Linked DNA regions of Homo sapiens: region 1 is linked to region 2. Evidence: read pairs that join two places in POLR2A ChIA-PET (ENCODE). Cell type or tissue: Panc1. All regions are shown on one strand. Each heading gives the region's core, and the rest is flanking DNA. Links, peaks and the distances in the headings are about the cores only. Region 1 overlaps LRIG3-DT (LRIG3 divergent transcript). Region 2 has its middle 340 kb from the start of LINC02403.

What was found. Peaks named below come from ENCODE experiments on the same cell type or tissue, not always from the same donor. Only the 100,000 strongest peaks of a DNase experiment are listed, where the experiment ranks them.
Region 1: POLR2A ChIA-PET joins it to region 2 with 11 read pairs; 5 of 35 experiments call an interaction of 5 or more read pairs at or near these places.

What each region holds. Positions count from the first base shown.
Region 1 is chr12:59,036,043-59,046,321 of GRCh38, reverse strand. All of the region lies in intron 2 of LRIG3-DT (LRIG3 divergent transcript), which reads right to left. Among named protein-coding and RNA genes, the nearest start is that of LRIG3-DT, 120 kb to the right of the region's middle. In Panc1, for the core only: no CTCF peak of the experiment used is centred there; DNase peaks (open chromatin) are centred at 4,301, 4,531, 4,551 and 5,009.
Region 2 is chr12:58,420,297-58,430,575 of GRCh38, reverse strand. No RefSeq gene overlaps it. Among named protein-coding and RNA genes, the nearest start is that of LINC02403, 340 kb to the right of the region's middle. RefSeq lists enhancers at 4,163-4,282, 4,463-4,542, 4,547-5,494. In Panc1, for the core only: no CTCF peak of the experiment used is centred there; a DNase peak (open chromatin) is centred at 4,825; H3K4me3 peaks cover 986 bases; H3K27ac peaks cover 5,819 bases.

The sequences.
Region 1 (10,279 bases), core at 1,157-9,156, 620 kb before region 2:
TGGTGCCCACATCACACAGAAAACCCAGCGTCGGCATAGTCCTTTGCATCAGTGACAGATGTCAGTAATATAATGTTGATAAGCAGTTGCGTTTGGAAATTAATATATTTAAGTGTTCTTCTCATGTGACTTACCTTCTTCACAATTACTGAATATTACTACATGCTGATTGAGACATATATTCAAATTCAGGGTAAAATTTTGTTTGTGTGTGTCAATTTTCTATTGACACTTGTGATTTCAGGAAATACTTTCATGCCTCCTTAACGCAAACACTACTCTTCATCTTATCTCCGAAGTCCCAGAAATGGTCTGGCACATAATAGGTGGTCTTATTTATTTACTTAGTTAATTATTTAAATTTGGCCATTCTTTGAAAAACAACGATGTTCTTGATGACACCTCATCAAGGCTAGTTTATTTTCTTACTGTGAGGGCTTTATATTCCAATTTCCCAGTTTTGTAAGTGATTCTTCTTTATTTATTTACATCCAACTGAAATCCCTTTTGCTTTAATATAAGCCATGTTTTTCTCATACTCCGGAACAAACAAAATATTAATTAAGCATCCTTTATTTATGCATAATACTTTTTGCCCATCAATTCTTACTTCTAGGGTTCGACCTTCCCCCCATAACTCTGCTGTCTGCTTTTGCCAAAATAGAGCTTCATTTGCAATTGTGTTTGCAGGCCTGTGTTTGTGTGTATGTGTGTGTATACTGTGTGGTAAGGGTGGCTGTGCTAAATGGAGATGGCAAATTGATTATTATCCTAACTCTTCTCAAGAAACTCATGAGTTATGCACGACCATTCGATGGCTAATGCGGGCATAGGACATTCTTAGGAACAGAGAAGCAGATGCTGGCAAATTTCAATGCCCTGTAGTAAACTACATTTGAAAAGCAGTAGCTAAAATATATATTTTTAAATACAGGTATAAAACAAAAATAGGGGCATAAGACAAAAATGAATTTATACAACCGTAAACCAAATAGATATGTGTAACCTATTTTTTGTGGTTAGTATAACCAGATGCTGGAAAAGTATACCAGGAATCACGGTGGGGATGAGGGAAACTGGAAATTTCTAACAACTGAGAGGACCTAGGTTTGTTTGATGCCAAGATATGCTTTCCCACTACACTTCCTCTTAATTATCATATTCTTAAATCTCTTAAAATATACCACCTTCCATTAGAAATGCTGTTTATTATCTACAAAGGATAAAATACCTTTAAAATTCTCTGCTACTTACTAATTGGGAGCCTGGTTAGAATGTCCAAACCTCAGTTATCTCATGTCTTAAAGGAATGTATTATACTTTCTAGGACTGCTTTAAAGATTAATTGAGATAATGTCTATAAACACCTGGCAAATAATACAAGTTCAGTAAATATAGGTTGATATTTTCTTGGCACATTACTTTTGGCATTGTAAACCCTGCCCCTCCCCCGAATATTGGTGGAATGTATGCGTGCATAACAATAAACTGGAGTAGACTTTTTAAAAGAATAAATACTTCAAAAACAAGCTTTTACATAGAAGCCATTTTGAAAGAGCTTCCAATAGTCAAATATACAACAATTTGAGCAATAAAATAAAAATGTGGTATTAGATTATAACCCAAAATATAAAATAAATATAAATGAGTCTATCCTGATATAAATTAGTAAAATAAAAAAGGAAGGGACAAATGTCTTTTATGAAAGGATTCCGATTAAGATATGTAGATACTCCCTATGCCGGTTTAATCATCTCTCCTGTCTTGAGTCTGGGCTGCATTTAGGACTTAGTGACCCTCTTACAAAGTATACAGTGGGGAAAGGAGAAAAACTTTACAGTGAAAAGACCTGAAAAACACTACATGAAACAAGCAATCAAGGTTAACGTCGCCAGTGGTGGTAGGTCACAGTACTTCATAAAACTCCATGACCCCAATCTGACCATGAGAAAAACATGAGACAAACCCAAATTGGGGGGCATTCTTCTAAATATCTGACCAGTATTCTTCAAAACTACCAAGATCATGAAAATAAAGAAAGTCTCAGACACTGTCACAGACCCAAGGTGACTGAGAAGATGTGAGGACTAAATGCAAGGTGAAATCCTGGGTTGGATCCCAGAACACAAAAAAGACATTAATGGAAAAACTGGTGAAATCCAAATAAAGTCAGTAGCATATTTAGTAGTAATGTACCCATTTAGTAGTAATGCACCCAAAAAATTAAATAAATGAGGAATTATGCACAATTCTATAAGGTGTTAACATTAGGAGAAACTGGGTAAAATGTATTAAAACTATGTACTATTTTTGCAACATTTTCTAAATCTAAAATTATCCCAAAGCAAAAACTGTATCTTAGAAAAAAAAACGAAAATCTTTATATGTAGCATCATGCATTCTTCATTAGCTAATTTCAAACATAAAGAAAATCCACCCAAGAAACTGAAATTCTGCCTCTTCTGTTCATCTGTAATATTATAATACAGTGTTTAGTGAAGCTGTGAGGCTTAATCAACTCGAAACGCAACATCACAAAGCTCTTTGAAATCCCAAGATGAAAGAAAATTATATAACTATGTAAATAAAGTCTTAGTTTGACCATTCAAAATGTTTCTCGGTACATACCTAAATAAAGAAATGAATCTGTGAGCTGTTTTCTCTAAACAAATACATTCTGTGTGTAATGATTAGTGCACAGTGCCAAAATACCTTATGGGAAGTTGCAAAATCCAATCAACTTAATTATTAAACATCTTGTGTCATGCAGTCCCACCCCCACAAAAAGTATTCTTGCTTACCACACCTGTATTTTTGCTTTTTGCTTTTTAAGGTATTAAAATTTAGACTGCATTCAGGAGCAGAATGGTACTTAACTTTCTATTTGAAAACTGTCAGGCAGCACTTTTAACGTATTGTGGGATGAGACCCATTGTATGATTGGTATTCCATCAAAATTACCACTCTGCAGAAATGATTCAATTTAGTTGGAGTAGCTAAATTGCCTTCATGTGACTTCCATATTTTTCGACACATTTCCCATTGTCTAATACTTAGGGTCATTACTGGATAATATTAATATTAAACAGGGACTCTGTTCTCTGTGGTTCTAGAGACTCTCTCAGACATCTGACACCCTTAGCCCCAGCCTTTGACCTTCGACATCATAAAGTTTACATTTTTGGTTTCAATTGACAAACTTATAATAGACTGTCATATTTTTGGTTAAACATGGCTGTAGCTATTAATACTTCCACACTACATTATATTTAATTTGGTCAGTGCAAACTAATGGTCAATCTGGTGAACAAAAGTTTTAGTTCAACTGTTGACCGAGCTGTGCAGCTTTTATTGTTTGCTTCATTAGAAGGTTGATCCCACTAATCCAAAATGAACTTAATTAGGATGTCTTTTTTGCTTGTTCTCAAAACATGTATTTAAAATTCAGGTCATATAACAGGGAAAGCATGGGCTTTAAAGTCATGCAGATCTTCCTGACAACTTTATTAACTAGCTGTGTGACCTTGGCAAGCCACTTGACCGCTCCAATCCTCAATTTCTTTTTCTGTAAAATGATCATAAAAAATATTAACCTTACATAGCTATTGTGAGGATGAAATAGATTAAAATGTGCAAAAGTACTTAGCATGATGCCCGACTCAATAAGTCTCCTTTCAACACTAAAATGATGTTAGAGACTGTAGTTACATTCCAAGTAGTTCACAAAAACCAAGACAGCCACACTATGTAACAGAAATATGTCTATCTCAATGAAAAAAAAATAAAAGAAATCATATTGTTGCCACATGTCTAATTAATGCAACATAGGAAATAAAAAATTAAATAAATGAGGAATTAAAGTTGTGTTCCTACATGCAACTTAAACATCTTGATTATTGGTGCTTGAAAGAAAGGTATATTTCGTAATGAAAGTTAAAAGTCCCTGAAGCTTTTCTAGTGGTTTTTTTATCTAATAAATATTATCATTTTCCAGGCTGGGCACTGGAAAAAGGGAAAAAAAATTATGCAGTGAGCAAATGAAGATGGGAACACTTCACTCTTGTTGCTTACAGTCTGGTGAGGGAGATATTTAAGAACAGATTTATACTTTCAGGCTGAGATAAGATCCCTGATGATGCAGTGAATAGAATGATGGAGATAATGATTTCCCTGGATGGTGGAAAAGGAGTAAGGACATGGTAGGGAATCCAGAACCAACTGACAAAGGCAGAGTGTTTATATGTGAGAGTGATCTATGGGATAAAACGTTAACTGACTTGTAATTGGTGAAAACAAGAGTGAGGATTTGTTGGTGCTTCCCCACAGGGAATGACTCAGGAAGGGAAAGAATGAAATGGTGAGGAGATAGTGTTTCTCCTACATTGTGGCTAAACCTGGGAGGGAGCTGAGTGCAACCAGTTGTTTGCATGTAGAGATGTATGTTTGTGAGGCTGACATTGGCCACTAAGAAATGAATACAAAGGTAGTTGATCCCAGAACAGTATAGATGACCTGTTTTGGAAGAATACAAATATACATAAAGCATGCCTGGACAATAACAGTATTAGCAATAGGGCTGTACCAGAACCATGAGCTTTAGAAAGGATAGTTACAGTCAGCAACCAAAAAAAAAAAAGGATGTTTTCTTTACATGAAAAATGCTTCAAACCTGTGTGAGTAATTCTGGAATTTTCAATAAGCCCAGTTGTTATAAGGAATGACTCACTCTTGCCTAATAAGTGAAAGAATGAAGTTTTAGAAACAAAATCATCTGTTCCCCAGCCGGAATGGTTTATTTCACAACTGAAAGTTTAACATTAAACAAATATAACTCAAGTCACAATGCAATGATGATTGATGTTTTTCATCAACATCCAATTATCATTCCATCAAACACTGTTGTCTGGGCCAAGTAAAACATAGAGTATGCATCTAGAAAGGGTTATTCTCTACACCTTTTCAAAATCACTTGCAGGATATAACTACACTTACTGAATTTCTGACTTGTTAGAGCATGTCACAGGGAACCTCTCCAAGTGAATTTGGGTGTTGTGTTATCGCGTGTGCTTTCCAAAGTATATTAGTTGCTTTTGCTATTTGAACTTAAAAAGGAAGCCCCTTTCATTTCTTTAACTTACTCCTTTAGAATAATCTGCATCTGTGTTTTCTTTGTCTTTTGTTAGCTGTGAAGGCAGCTACTTAGGTATCAGGCATGATGGTAGGCTGTGGTGTGAGGTCTTGTAGGAGGTGAGGGAAACTGGTGGGATTTCAGGAAAACAAAAACAAAATAAAAACATCCCTTTGACTGGGCTTCAAAGGAAGCCATCACATTCAGAAACAGCTCTTCAAGAAAACACAATCACTTCCCATTTTGTTCTGTGCTAAGCCAGTGGTTCAAAAGAGGAGTGATGGATGGCTTGGAGACTGCTGTAGTTAAAAAAAAAAAAAAAAAGAAAAAAAGCCTCACATTCCCAAGGATGCCTTTTGTCCCAGATCACTCTGCAAGCAGCTCCCTCAAAGAGCCAGGAAGCTTTCTCACCAATTCTCAACCTTCTCTCCTCTGGGAAGGCAGCAACAGCTGCTTCACCATCAGGAGTGACTTGCTGAGGAAGACAAAGAACGCACCTTTCCTGTCTGAAACTTCAGGGAGGGCTGAGCACTGAAATAAAATTAATTGCTCAAATTGGAACTTGGCCAGAACCCCAAGGCTAACAACGTACTGTTACAGGAGGGGGAAAAAAAGCTTTAATGAACTTAGGAAGAAGAGATCTAAAAATTATATCAAAACAGACAATACAACTTTTCCCGCCATGGCTTATTTCAGCAGGGAGTGACTTGGAAGGGAGGTGGGAGGGAAGAGTCTGGGTCTCCTGGAATTCTGGCTATCCAAAATCTGAATGAAATCATTGACTTTGCCTCACTTCTAAAAACTTGCTTCAACCTAGAATGATAATTAGGAAGCAGATCTGGTTTAATGTATTATTAATTTAATCTTAACCTTAGTTAAAATTCATAACTTCCTATTAAGGACATGGGTTCCTGTTGAACTGGCCTATCCCAAAGCTTATGAAGAATCTGTAAGATTGCACAAGCAGCATGCAGAGGCCTGAACCTAGCCCATGACAGGTTCTTCTCCCATCTCATCAGAGGGCCTCTGAGCACCGTCCCTGAGAACACAGGGAGAGGAGCACGCAGCCATGCAAATTTAAATTTAATTCCATTCAGCCAGCATTGGTGGGCCAGTTGGGTGCTAAGAGATGTTCAGTATCAAAAAGAGTATCACAGACAAGAGATGTTAATGAACCACTTTGGGCTTGGGGAACAAAGAGATAGGTAGCCTGTGATTTGAACCCAGAACATTAGAGGGAACCAGTACTGAGAGCACTGACTATAGAAATCGGCTCAGAAAGCACAGCCAGATGCACCAGATACAGCATACAAAGTTCAGAGATGGTCTGCGTGCATGTGCAGGATGCAATGTTTGCCTAGTGGAATAGTGGTCTCCCAGTGGCTGGGTATGGCCGATGACAAAGGACCCAGAGCAGGAGATGTTTGGCAAACAAGAGCCCTGGAGGTTATCATTAACTCTTTCAACAAATACATATATTGAGCATCTACTGTGTTATAGACATTGTGCTTAATGCTGGGGATATAAGTGATCAGCATGGTGGACACTGCTATCTAGGAACTTAGTTCACAGGGAATAGTAAGCCAGCGAAGGATCTGAATTTGTGGGCCAGATTCTAGTCTCCTCAGCAAGTAAACCAGAGGCCAGCCTTCATGTTGGAGTTCCCCATTCTAGATGGTGACAGGTTACAAATAAAGAACTAAAAAACAGGAAAATCAGTCTGCTAGATAACTAGTAGGCTTTCAAAGTAGGTTTCTCAGAGCTATCAAATGCCCCTGCATTGGCAAAGAACAGAGAGAAGAAAGAGGAGGGCTTCATTTGGACCAATATATCTATATACTTTCATCTGGCTTCCTTGTAAATAAACGTACTTTGTCCTGGTTGAAGAATACATTTCCTAATGGAGTGATTAAAATATCAAAGTAATACCATGCTCCAAGTTTGTCATTTAATAAATGGCAAATAAATGAAGCTTATTTATTTATTTAATAAAACAAATAATTCTTATGTATTTATTTTAAAATTAATAAGTGGCAAATAAATAAATTTTATTTCCCTTTTAGTAATTTTAAAAATACATAAATTGTATATATTCTATAAATATTTATCAAGCATTTACGATGTACTAGGAACTGTGCCAGATCCTCTAGATGCCAAGATTAAAATAACAAAAGTCCTGCCCTCAAAGAACTTGTAGTCAATTGGAGAAGACAGACAAGTAACTAGCTATTATAGCTATGCCTTAGCTGCCTTTTCTACCTCCATCCCTATCCTACTGGGATTCGAGTAGATCCAAGGTAGATTTAGGTGCTAGAGGTGAGAGTTCAGGCTAGACTAGGAAATCACAATGAAGGTGGACTGAAGCAGAAAGATCCACTTCAGAGTGAAATTGAGTTAAATGCATCAAGTGATTCAAAGGCTAAATTGAACACTAAGGTGAAGAAACAAGCCCAAAGTCTGCAATACTGGGTAGATCTAGAAGAAAGTGAGATGAAAATTGCAGAAGGAAACTGTGTGTGATAGAGACAGAGAAGAAGGTTGATCAAAAACTGAAAATATAGCTTATTGATCTCTAGCTTTATAGGGTTGGGAGGCTAGGCAAGTTTAGAAAAGTCAATACAGGGTAAAATAAAGACAAATGTATAAAGCTCTGGGAACATAAAGGAAGAGGACAGACCTCATTTGTGATGCAGCAGAGATGGTGAGAGTGGGCTTGTGGAGGTCTTCACAGATGAAGCAATGATGATTTGATTCTCTAAGCCTGAGCAGGAGTTAGCCAGACAGGGGAAGAAAAGGGCATTCCAGGCAGAGGCAACCCCCTATAAAATCACGGCAGCTTCAGAAACCTTGTCACAGTTGGCTTGATGGCTGGGCTTCTTAGGAGCAGCTGGAGATGAAGCTAAACTGAAGGCAGGAGTCAGATTGTTAATTTCATTTTAACTCTTTAATGAACTAGTTTAGGGAGAAAATTTTCATATTTATATAATTTGGATAGTTAACCTATAAATCACAAACTTTTAGATTCAGGGATAGTATAGAAAGTATCCAATAAAAATGTTTTTATTCACTCCCTTAAAAATAAGTTTCTATTTAGTCCACCATAAGCCAACTAGAATAATCTGTGACTTGCTAACAGTTGAATTTCGCATCCTTTCTTAGGAAAACATTAAATCTGCTTAGTTCAGTTAAAAAAGTGAACATAGCCATTTTCATGCCTCCTGATGAAATTATGGCCCCTTATATGATCCCAATACTTAATCACTGTTAAATATAAATTTAACTGCTGAGGGTTTAAGTTGCAAGGCTTGTATTTTTGGGTCTTCAACCTCTCATATATTTGTTTCCTCAAATTTTTCTGACTTTGAAATTGCATGAGATCGATTAAGTCATTAGCCACAAATTAAAGATTTGCCACAAGATTCTTCAGTCCTTTGTAGGCTAACATGTTGCTGCTGGCTGTTTATGGAGCTAATCTTAATCCAACATCAGGTTGCACTTGGTTACTGTTCCATCGTTTAATCAGTTGTTTGGGTGCTTGTGGTGGTGGTGGTGCGTAAAATACTGTTCTTAATTATAAAACTCCTATCCTTGGATCAACTTGTCCCAGATAACATTTGTTTCATCTTTATGCACATTCTTTTAAACATTACCAAATGTGCCATCACAGAAAATCACTGATTAAACATTTGGAACAAGTAGCTGGAATCATTTGGTGCTAACAGCAGCCAAGGCAGAGATGTGTGTTATGCAAAGCAGGAAACTGTGAGCACTTTCATCAGGTCTATTTATTGTTCAGCTTAGTTTATACTCTTTATTCTGGATGAATTAATAATAATCCTTTAGAATCACAGAGCACCTTTATTATAAGAATACAAAGCATTCTCTCATACCCTCTCTCTACTCATTTTGCAACATCCCCATAAAGCAGGAAGGGTCAGGTATTCAGACAGGAAACCAAAGCAGACGCTAAATGACTTTCCCCAGGACATATGGTTAGCCACAGACAGAACCATAACAAGAATGCGAGTCCCTTGACATCAAGGTCAATGTTGATGCCATCAGACTGGTGGTTCTCAAAGGATGATCTGTGAAGCCTCTCAGCTTATCCATAGTCTGGGGGTTGTGACGTTAAAGTAAGCCTAAAACACTTCCACTCATTGCTGCCATTAATTCCACACAATAAACATCTGGGATGTGACAATAGCTGTAATGCTGTTTGCTGATGTGAGGTCTCCCATCTTCAAAAAACATAAAAACAGTCCTTTCCTTGAACTTCCTTTGTGGGCTACTATTCATTTCATTCACTTCTTTCTTTCTTTCTTTTCTCCCTATCAAGAGCAGGACTCAGGCATGCAGGCTACAATGCTAGCACATCTTCAAACTAATAACTTAAATATTTGTTCAACACTTATTTAGTATAGATTGGTAGACACTGATTTCCTATTAGTAAATGTATTCTAGAAAAACAGATACAGAATAATTCACTTCAACTGGCTGACATAGGTTTAGTTCTTGTTCTTCAGTTTTATTTTTGCAATAATTTTCCAAATCAGATGACTTCTTAGGAAACATATTAAAGGATTTGAAATTTAGGCAATAAAATAAACCACTTGTTCCAGTAAACAGCACCACACCCATACATTATTCAGTTTCAGATTTAGCTATGACCGCTGAGTTAAGATTACTGAACTTTCGCATGTGTGCTGAAAAACACTACAACAAAAACCCAAAAACAAAACAAAAAACACAGAAAGAGAGATCAGCATCTAAGACAGGAAAGTTCTAAATATTCAGTGGAGGGCACAGTCCACTTTGCTGAGAGAAGGACCAGCTTTCATTTTGCTAGTTATGTGAAGAGCCCTGTGTAGAGCTTTAAAATCACTGGCACCATATTTCTGATTTTTTTTTCAAGATCTATAAATCTGTAGTCCTAACCTTTCTCACAGCTCCAGGTCCACATTCCAATGGCCTGATTGAGAAATCCACGTAGAATACACTGCTCTATATCAAACCCAGTAGGTCCAAACTAACTTAACATTTCTCCTTCAAACTCAACATTTCTCCTTTGAAGGAGCCACAAAAGTTCTATAAAGGACACACAAAAGTATTTTTTTTTTTCATTTACACTTCCTTCTGAAGGGCCACTAACTT
Region 2 (10,279 bases), core at 1,198-9,197:
TCAGGTAGCGTAATGCCTCCAGCTTTGTTCTTTTTGCTTAGGATTGTCTTGGCTATACGGGCCCTTTTTTGGTTCCATATGAAATTTAACGTAGTTTTTTCTAATTCTGTGGAGAAAATCAATGGTAGCTTGATAAGGATAGCACTGAATCTATAAATTACTTTGGGAAGTATGGCCATTTTCACAATATTGATTCTTCCTACCCATGAGCATGGAATGTTTATCCATTTGTGTCCTCTCTTATTTCCTTGAGTAGTGGTTTGCAGTTCTCCTTGAAGAGGTCCTTCACATCCCTTGTAAGTTGGATTCCTAGGTATTTTATTCTCATTGTAGCAATTGTGAATGGGAGTTCACTCATGATTTGGCCCTTTGTTTGTCTATTATTGGTGTATAGGACTGCTTGTGATTTTTGTACATTGATTTTGTATCCTGAGACTTTGCTGAAGTTGCTTATCAGCTTAAGGAAATTTTGGGCTGAGACAATGGGGTTTTTTAAATATACAATCATGTCATCTGCAAACAGAGACAATTTGACTTCCTCTCTTCCTATTTGAATACCATTCATTTCTTCTCTTGCCTGATTGCCCTGGCCAGAACTTCCAATACCATGTTGAATAGGAGTGGTGAGAGAGGGCATCCTTGTCCTGTGCCAGTTTTCAAATGGAATGCTTCCAGCTTTTGCCCATTATTATATTGGCTGTGGATTTGTCATAAATGGCTCTTATTATTTTTAGATACATTCCATCAATATCTAATTTATTGAGTTTTTAGCATGAAGCGGTGTTGAATTTTATCGAAGGCCTCTTCTGCATCTATTGAGATAATCATGTGGTTTTCGTTATTGGTTCTGTTTATGTGATGGATTATGTTTATTGATTTGCATATGCTGTACCAGCCTTGCATCCCAGGGATGAGGCCGACTTGATCGTGGTGCATAAGCTTTTTGATAGGCTGCTGGATTTGGTTTGCCAGTATTTTATGGAGAATTTTCACATTGATGTTCATCAGGGATATCAGCCTGAAATTTTCTTTTTTTGTTGTGTCTCTGCCAGGTTTTGATATCAGGATGATGCTGGCCTCATAAAATGAGTTAGGGAGGAGTCCCTCTTTTTCTATTGTTTGAAATAGTTTCAGAAGTAATGGTACCAGCTCCTCTTTGTACCTCTGGCAGAAGTTGGCTGTGAATCCGTCTGGTCCTAGGCTTTATTGGTTGGTAGGCTATTAATTACTGCCTCTATTTCAGAACTTGTTATTGGTCTATTCAGGTATTTAACTTCTTCCTGGTTTAGTCTTGGGAGGGTGTGTTGTGTCCAGGAATTTATCCATTTCTTCTAGATTTTCAGTTTATTTGCATATAGGTGTTTATAGTATTCTCTGATGGTAGTTTGTATTTCTGTGGGATCAGAGATGATCTCCCCTGTATCATTTTTTATTGCATCTATTTGATTCTTCTCTCTTTTCTTCTTTATTAGTCTGGCTAGCGGTCTATCTATTTTGTTAATCTTTTCAAAAAATCAGCTCCTGGATTCACTGATTTTTTGAAAGGTTTTTCATATCTCTATCTCCTTCAGTTCTGCTCTGATCTTAGTTATTTCTTGTCTTCTGCTAGATTTTGAAATTGTTTGCTCTTGCTTCTCTAGTTTTTTTAATTAGATCTTTCCTGCTTTCTCCTGTGGGCATTTAGTGCTATAAATTTCCTTCTAAACACTGCTTTAAATGTGTCCCAGAAATTCTGGTACGTTGTGTCTTTGTTCTCATTGGTTTCAAAGAACTTATTTATCTCTGCCTTAATTTTGTTATTTACCCAGTAGTCATTCAGGAGCAGGTTATTCAGTTTCCATGTAGTTGTGTGGTTTTGAGTGAGTTTCTTAATCTTGAGTTCTAATTTGATTGCACTGTGGTCTGAGAGACTGTTTGTTATTATTTACATTCTTTTGCATTGCTGAGGAGTGTTTTATTTCCATTTATGTGGTCAATTTTAGAATAAGTGCAATGTTGTACTGAGAAGAATATATATTCTGTTGATCTGGGGTGGAGAGTTCCATAGATGTCTATCAGGTCCGCTTGATCCAGAACTGAGTTCAAGTCCTGAATATCCTTGTTAATTTTCTGTCTCGTTGCTCTATTATTGACAGTGGGGTGTTAAAGTCTCCCACTATTATTGTGTGGGAGTCTAAGTCTCTTTGTAGGTCTCTAAGAACTTGCTTTATAAATCTGGGTGCTCCTGTATTGGGTACATATATATTTAGGATAGTTAGCTCTTCTTGTTGAATTCATCCCTTTACCATTATGTAATGCCCTTCTTTGTCTTTTTGATCTTTGTTGATTTAACGTCTGTCTTATCGGAGACTAGGATTGAAACTCCTGTTTTTTTTTCTTTTGCTTTCCATTTGCTTGGTAAATATTTCTCCATCCCTTTATTTTGATCCTATGTGTGTCTTTGCACTTGAGATGGGTCTCCTGAATACAGCACACCAATGGGTCTTGACTCTTTATCCAATTTGCCAGTCTGTGTCTTTTAATTGGGGCATTTAGCCCATTCACATTTAAGGGTAATATTGTTATGTGTGAATTTGATCCTGTCATTATGATGCTACCTGGTTATTTTGCCCATTAGTTGATGCAGTTTCTTCATAGTGTTGATGATCTTTACAATTTGGTATGTTTTTGCAGTGGCTGGTATGGGTTTTTCCTTTGCATATTTAGTGCTTCCTTCAAGAGGAGCTCTTGTAAGGCAGGCCTGATGGTGACAACATCTTTCAGCATTTGCCTGTCTGTAAAGGATTTCATTTCTCCTTCACTTATGAAGCTTAGTTTGGCTGGATATGAAATTCTGGCTTGAAAAATTCTTTTATATAAGAATGTTGAATATTGGCCCCCACTCTCTTCTAGCTTGTTAGGTTTCTGCAGAGAGATCCACTGTTAGTCTGATGAGCTTCCTTTTGTGGTAACCCGACCTTTCTCTGGCTGCCCTTAATATTTTTTCCTTCATTTCAAACTTGGCAAATCTGACTATTATGTGTCTTTGGGTTGCCCTTCTCAAGGAATATCCTTGTGGTGTTCTCTGTATTTCCTGAATTTGGATGTTGGCCTGTCTTCCTAGGTTGGGGAAGTTCTCCTGGATAATATCCTGAAGAGTGCTTTCCAACTTGGTTCCATTCTCCTTGTCACTTTCAGGTACACCAATCAAACATAGGTTTGGTCTTTTCACAAAGTCCCATATTTCTTGGAGGCTTTCTTCATTCCTTTTTATTCTTTTTTCTCTATTCTTGTCTTCACACTTTATTTCATTAAGTTGAACTTCAATCTCTGATATCCTTTCACCCACTTCACTGATTCAGCTATTGATACTTTGTATGCTTCACGAAGTTCTTGTGCTGTGTTTTTCAGCTCCTTCAGGTCATTTATGTTTTCTCTAAACTGGTTATTCTAGTTAGCAATTCCTCTAACCTTTTTTCAAGGTTCTTAGCTTCTTTGCATTGGGTTAGAACATGCTCCTTTAGCTCGGAGGAATTTGTTATTACCCACCTTCTGAAGCCTACTTCTGTCAATTCATCAGACTCATTCTCCATCCAGTTTTGTCCCCTTGCTGGTGAGGAGTTGTGATCCTTTGGAGGAGAAGAGGCGTTCTGCTTTTTGGAATTTTCACCCTTTTTGTGCTGGTTTTTCCTCATCTTCGTGGTTTTATCTACCTTTGGTTTTTCATGTTAGTGACCTTCAGATGGGGTTTCCGTGTGGACGTCCTTTTTCTTTATGTTTATGCTATTCCTTTCTATTTGTTAATTTTCCTTCTAACAGGCCCCTCTGATACAGGTCTGCTGGAGTTTGCTGGAGGTCCACTCCAGACCCTGTTTGCCTGGGTATCACTAGCAGAGGCTGCCAAACAGCAAAGATTGCTGCCTGTTCCTTCCTCTGGAAGCTTCGTCCCCCAGAGGGGCACCCACAAGATGCCAGCTGGAGCTCTCCTGTATGAGATGTCTGTCGACCCCTGCTGGGAGATGTCTCCCAGTCAGGAGGCATGGGGGTCAGGGACCCACTTGAGGAGGCAGTCTGTCCCTTAGCAGAGCTCAAGGGCTGTGCTGAGAGATCCTCTGCTTTCTTTAGAGCCAATGGGCAGGAATGTTTAAGTCTGCTGAAGCTGTGCCCACAGCCGCCCCTTTCCCCAGGTGTTCTGTCCCAGGGAGATGGGAGTTTTATCTATAAGCCCCTGACTGGGGCTGCTGCCTTTCTTTCAGAGATGCCCTGCCCAGAGAGGAGGAATCTAGAGAGGCAGTGTGGCTACAGAGGCTTTGTGGAGCTGCGGTGGGCTCCGCCCAGTTCGAACTTCCTGGCAGCTTTGTTTACACTCAGTTGGAAATGCAGAAATCACAGGCCTTCTGTGTTGATTTCACTGGGAACTGCAGACCAGAGCTGTTCCTATTCAGCCATACAGAGTCTCCCTCTTGGCAGCTCTTCAGAATAGAAGCCATGTCTCAGGCAGCAATGTGGCCAGATAGAAAGTTGGTGTTTCCTGTGCAAAAGAGTTAATCTTTGCAAGTGTGGTTCTGAGAAGTTGGTGGGAGACCCTATCTCTGCCAGTCATGGCAAAATACAGTCTGGGCAGGTTTCCAAGTTCAGCTGACATTCCTAAGCCAATGAGAAGTGTCCAAGATGGTTTCCAGCTTTCTCTCCAAGGGTAAGAGTTGAATGTGTTGACTGACCTTTACCAGCACGAACACATTTGCCATTTGACTCTGAGGAATAAATGGGTGACCTGACTGTGGGCACAGAGCTGAAGGCTGATTCTCCAGAAAACTCACCATCAGTTTGCTCAGCAACGCTGCTGACTCGGAACACATTTTGTTTTTTCTTTTTGAAACTGCACCATGCATTCTTGAAAGCATGACTCAACCTTACCAGCAGTCTCAGTGAGCTTGAAATGGCCTCAACTAGAGGATTTATAGCCTTTGCAAACACAGGGCACATTTCTTTGTTTCCTTTCAGAAACTGAGAAGTGATTCATTTTCAGTAAACAAAGAGAGGATTACCAACACATTTACTAGTCTGAAATTCAGCTTCCATTGAATGCAATTCCTTTAGTTCCTAGTAAAGGCATTGTGCATTTCAAACAGCTATCTTTCTTCTTTAATCCACTTTCTTTCTTCCTAGTGTGGAAAAGATATATAATTTAGCCCTCACTCAAATACAAATAAGATGAGTTTCAAAGGCCATTCAGGCCCTAATGTGTGTCCTTTGCAAGAACAAGAAACTGTGATTCTGAAGAATTTAAATACAGATACTGTTGGCAGCCAGAGATGTTTTCTGCTGTTGGAATGCAAAAGAAAATATTACTTTATAGCTGCACTGTGCCACTCCTGACATTGATGGGTCTTGTATTCACCAGAGGAGGGAAAATTAAAATATCTTACCTGTCTACACAGTATCCTTGGTGGTTACACAACAATAAAATATTCAGCAGTCTGATACCTTTACTGTTAAAACTGAAATACCAAATTGAAACTGGTTGAGAATGTGTGCAGTCTATTGTGTTCCTACTTTCTTTAGATTAGCTTTCTATCACAATAACTGCATTCAGTAGGGCTCATATTGTCTCAATTATAAAGTCAACTCCAGACATTAGCACTAGATTGCTTCAGCGAATCTCAAATATTTTTAACTGTTGACAAAAGTTTCAGTTTCATTATGCCAAGTTCCAGAGTAAAACTATGGTAATGTAATCACTTCTCAGACTTTCATTATTTGCATGTTCCCAGAAAATCATTATAACTTTCTAGAATTATCCTGAATGGTTCAAAGTAAGCAGTTTTCAAGTCAGTAGGAATTGCAGAGGCAGCTGATAGTCACTTATCCATTTGTTTATTAGAAATATGTCACAGCCAATTTTTGACATGAATCTTCTCATTTTCAGAAGAATGTTAGAAATAGCTCAGCTAATGTACCATAAAAGTTCAAATTTTGATAATGAAACTAAAAGCCATATTAACAAATGAACCCACTGCTTTATGCACCAGAAAGTGAGAATTTTATGTTCCCATTTTTTCCCTTGTATGGTATCCACAAATTTTCTTGACAGAAACTCAGCATCAATTCAGAAAAATTCTTTTTGACTGAATATTTTTAGTCATATGTTCCCTATTTAAGGTGTAGGACAGGAAAAAGGATTTTCTCTTTACTTTCATAGTTTTTAGTTGAATGGGCCCTTATAACAAAAGACAGATTGATAAGAAAAGAACACACAATTTTATTAACATGTAACCTCATGTATACATGGGAGCTATCTAGAGAAATCACTAAATCTCAAAGAGATGGTTTAGACTTGGGTTTACAGACAATCTACCACTGAAAGAAAGAAAGAATGGTATGGGAAAAGCATAGTAAATAAGAGAAAAGTTTGTTATGCAGATTTAAGTGGGTGCCTTCTCCATTGATAAGAGTCTTAAATGATTTATAATCATACATCTCTTCTTGGCTAGGGGTTGGGGGGCAGGGAGAGAGAGAGAGAGAGAGAGAGAGAGACAGACAGACAGAGAGATAGCTTTACAAATTGAGATTTTTTGTATAGATGTTAATTTCCCTCGCAAAAAGGGTAGCTTTAACTCTGTTTTCAGAGTTTCTCATGTGTCTGCCATTTCTCAAAATAATTAGTTCAAAATAACCCTTATGCCAAAAAGGCATATTTTAGGGTGGCATATTCTGTTCTCCTACAAAGGCTATTGTTGGGGCTCAGAAACAATACCCCCAAATATGGCATTTTTGACATGCTGCACTGAAGAAACCTTCAAGGTCTCTATGACCTCTCCTAGACATTGAAGTTCCTTTATCTGCCTAAGATCCAGACCTCCAAGGAGAACAATTTTTCTTGTTCCCCTCTGTGGCCATTACAGAAAAGATGACCAAGAATGAAACTACACCTGAACAAACCCCTTTTTTCAATAAGATAATGACTGTCTCCAAGGATCATTTAAATTTCAAACAGAAATATTTGCAAGTTAATTTCTGTTTCCCTGGATCCAGTCCTTCTCCCTAGTAATCATTTATTGCTGGTTAGTAGAATTCCTCTTCTCCCTTTCCTGTAACCTGTTCTGTCCATCCAACCCCCCATTCTTTCTGCAAGTTTCTGTACCTCATTGCGAGGTTGGGTCTTCATTCTGAAGGCTCCCATGCATACACATTAAATAAATTTGTGTGTCTTTTCTCCAACTAATCAATCTGCCTTATGTCAGTGATTTTTTCATCAAACCACTGGGTGGACAACGACCTTGGGCCCAACACTGTCTATTGGAGTTCAGGAATATCATCCGAAGAGGAAGGAGCATTTCACTTTATAATTTTTGGATTTTTAAACTGCTAGCTTCATTAGACTGAGTGTGGGGAGTAAAATCCTCTATTTTAAAATCCACATATTTCCATTTACTGACATAAGGTTTGATTGCATTGAATAATGAGATAGCTCTGTAGCCATGTAATAAAAATAGTGGGAGTAGCCACACAAGAATCTACTATCTGTAAGTGATCTGTTTTAGCCACAGGTTCATAAATGCCATTAAATAGCAAGAAGAACTTTATTTGCCAAAATACTAACAATATCAGAGTTTTTTTAATGGAAAGAATCTAAAAACACTTTCTAGAACATCTAATATTTCAAATATCTCAGACATTATTCTGATGTAAATTTGTGCTCCTGAATAAATTACCTATACCAGAGATTTCTATCATGTGGAAAGCTTTTTAAAAATGCAAGCTCCTGAAACTGACTTTGCAAAAATTATAACTGAGGATATTATGACAGTGAAAGAAGTCAGACCTAACCAACTCCATCTTGCTTTAAGCTGTCCTTGTTCATTCCTGGGTGTCCACCAAATTAACCTTGGGAAGGAAGTTAGTTTATAGTTTGACTCTGAAACAAAAGTGTTAATAGTCCTTTTCCAAAAAGACCCCCGTTTTGCCTGCGGACCAGTCTGCCTTTGTAAGACTAACAAATTAGCTACAAGATTGGAAACTACGGTTTAGGGGCCAGGCAGCAAGGGTCTGAACCTCCCCAGATTGCTCCTGGGGATAACATCACTATTGTAAAACCTAAGATCAGTGCTTGAGATATTTTGCAGACCCTGTGCTCAGTGGATCAGCTGACACCACCCAAACTGATAATCTGGCTCAACCAATTCTGTGATCCCACCCAGGAACAGAAGACAGCAAGAAAAACTCACTTCAACCCCACTATAATTCCATTTGCCACCTAACCAATCAGCACTCCCCACTTCCGGAGCCCCTACCTGCCAAATTATCCTTAAAAACTCTGATCCTCAATGCTTGGGGAGACTGACTGCAGTAATGATAAAACTCTGATCTCCCATACACAGCTGGCTTTGCATGAATTACTCTTTCTCCATTGCAATTCCCCTGTCTTGGTAAATTGGCTCTGCCTGGGCAGCGGGCAAGGTGAACCCACTGGGCAGTTACATTCCTAAGCCTTACACCAGATCCACAAAATCAGAATCTCCAAGGGTAGAGCCCGTGAATCACTTTTTTAAAATTCTCTATCATTCTGATCATTGCTAATCATTGGTCATAGATGGGATTTAAAATCTTAGTTTAATTTGTTATACAGATTTGATCTTAAATATTTAGATTCTGTTTATACCCTTAATTACATCTAGAATAATCCTAAAATGTACATTTTGTATTTTTTAAATAAATCATTAACAAAATTTAAATTTTGCACTTGAAAACTTTTCACAGGTTTTATTCTACTTATGATAGAATGTGTAGGTTTTAAAAATTATCATATGATATGATTAATAACACAATTCAAAGGTTTATATATGTCAGTGGTTTTATCACAACTCAAAAATTTCTAGTAATTACTGCTTTGAGCCCCATTTAGCCTAAGAGTGCTAATTTGGCCCTGTGTGTTATTGAGCTTTATTAATTAACTCATCACCATGCATTTTATAAGTTCACAATTTATTTAGTGTGGTAGGAAAACAGATAAGCAGCAGCAAACAAACTTATTAATGCCGGTATATGTTGTTTTATTTGTTGTTTGCTTTCATTTTTTTATGTGATTTTAGCTTGCACCACCATGAACCAGGAAACCTGGCCATACATTGTACACTAACTCGTGTTGATTCAGCACAATGAATGAACATCTCCTTTAAGTGGAATATAAATGACCATTTTAGATGGTGGCAATGACTGCTAATTGTCCTACCTGTCAGTCCCGGCCTCCAGCCTGTCCCCAAGATTATATGGGACAGAAATATCTGTCTTATTTAAGCCACTGCTATCTTGTCTCTGTTACAACCAACACCTAACTAATACACAGCGAATGGTACTCATTGTGTCCATTTTTAGGACGCTCTACATCCTTTTCTGTCATTTTGACATTGATAGCATTTGGGATGATGTCAATTCTGCACACACAACGTACAAAACATCTACTAAATAAGGCAATAGAGCTTATGCTGCTATAATATTTATGTTAATGAAGGTACTGTACACCTACAGCAGAGATGAAGCTAAACCGCAAGCTCATAATACATAAATGAATCTTAGATTTGGGGATTTAGACATTGAAAGAATTGCAGTCCTTCCCTGGGCTAACGGTATCTGTAACAACTCATTCTGAATAACATCCTAGGGAAGAGGAAAGGGAATAACTGGATAATCAGAAACCAAGAATTTTTAATGTGTATATGCATAAATTTATGAATACTAACTGAAACTCTCAGTTAAAAGACAGCTACAACTGTGCACATATTGAGCCAATTTTTAACTGGACCATTGGCCCTTGATGGAAATGATTAAAGTATCTTTGAGAGCTGTTGCACGGATCAGCAACAGGGTGTTTTCCACAGTAAAGGGGAGAACTAGACCACATTCTGCCCCGGGGAATGATACGTGGCAGATATGAATCTAGGTTGGAGGAACTTGGCTCCTGCTGGAAGATTTTCTTTCTAAAAATCATTTAGTAGCACAAATGAATGTTCAGTGTTTGTTTTGGATAAATGTTCACATGTGAGGTTACCCTGGGCAAAAGGACTAATCGCTCTTTCTTTCACCTGCTTTTTTCTTCTACTTTTATCTTGTACTCCAGCCTTAAAGGTGAATCTTTCAAATTTTGATTTACTGTATGATTTTCTTCTTTTTACCACATTTGAGTTTGGTTTTTGTCACTAATTTCTTTTATGTGGTTTCCAAGGCAATACATATTTTTGTAATGAATGTTTTTAAAACACCTCTTCTATTTTCCATTAGAGCTATCTACAGAACAATATCC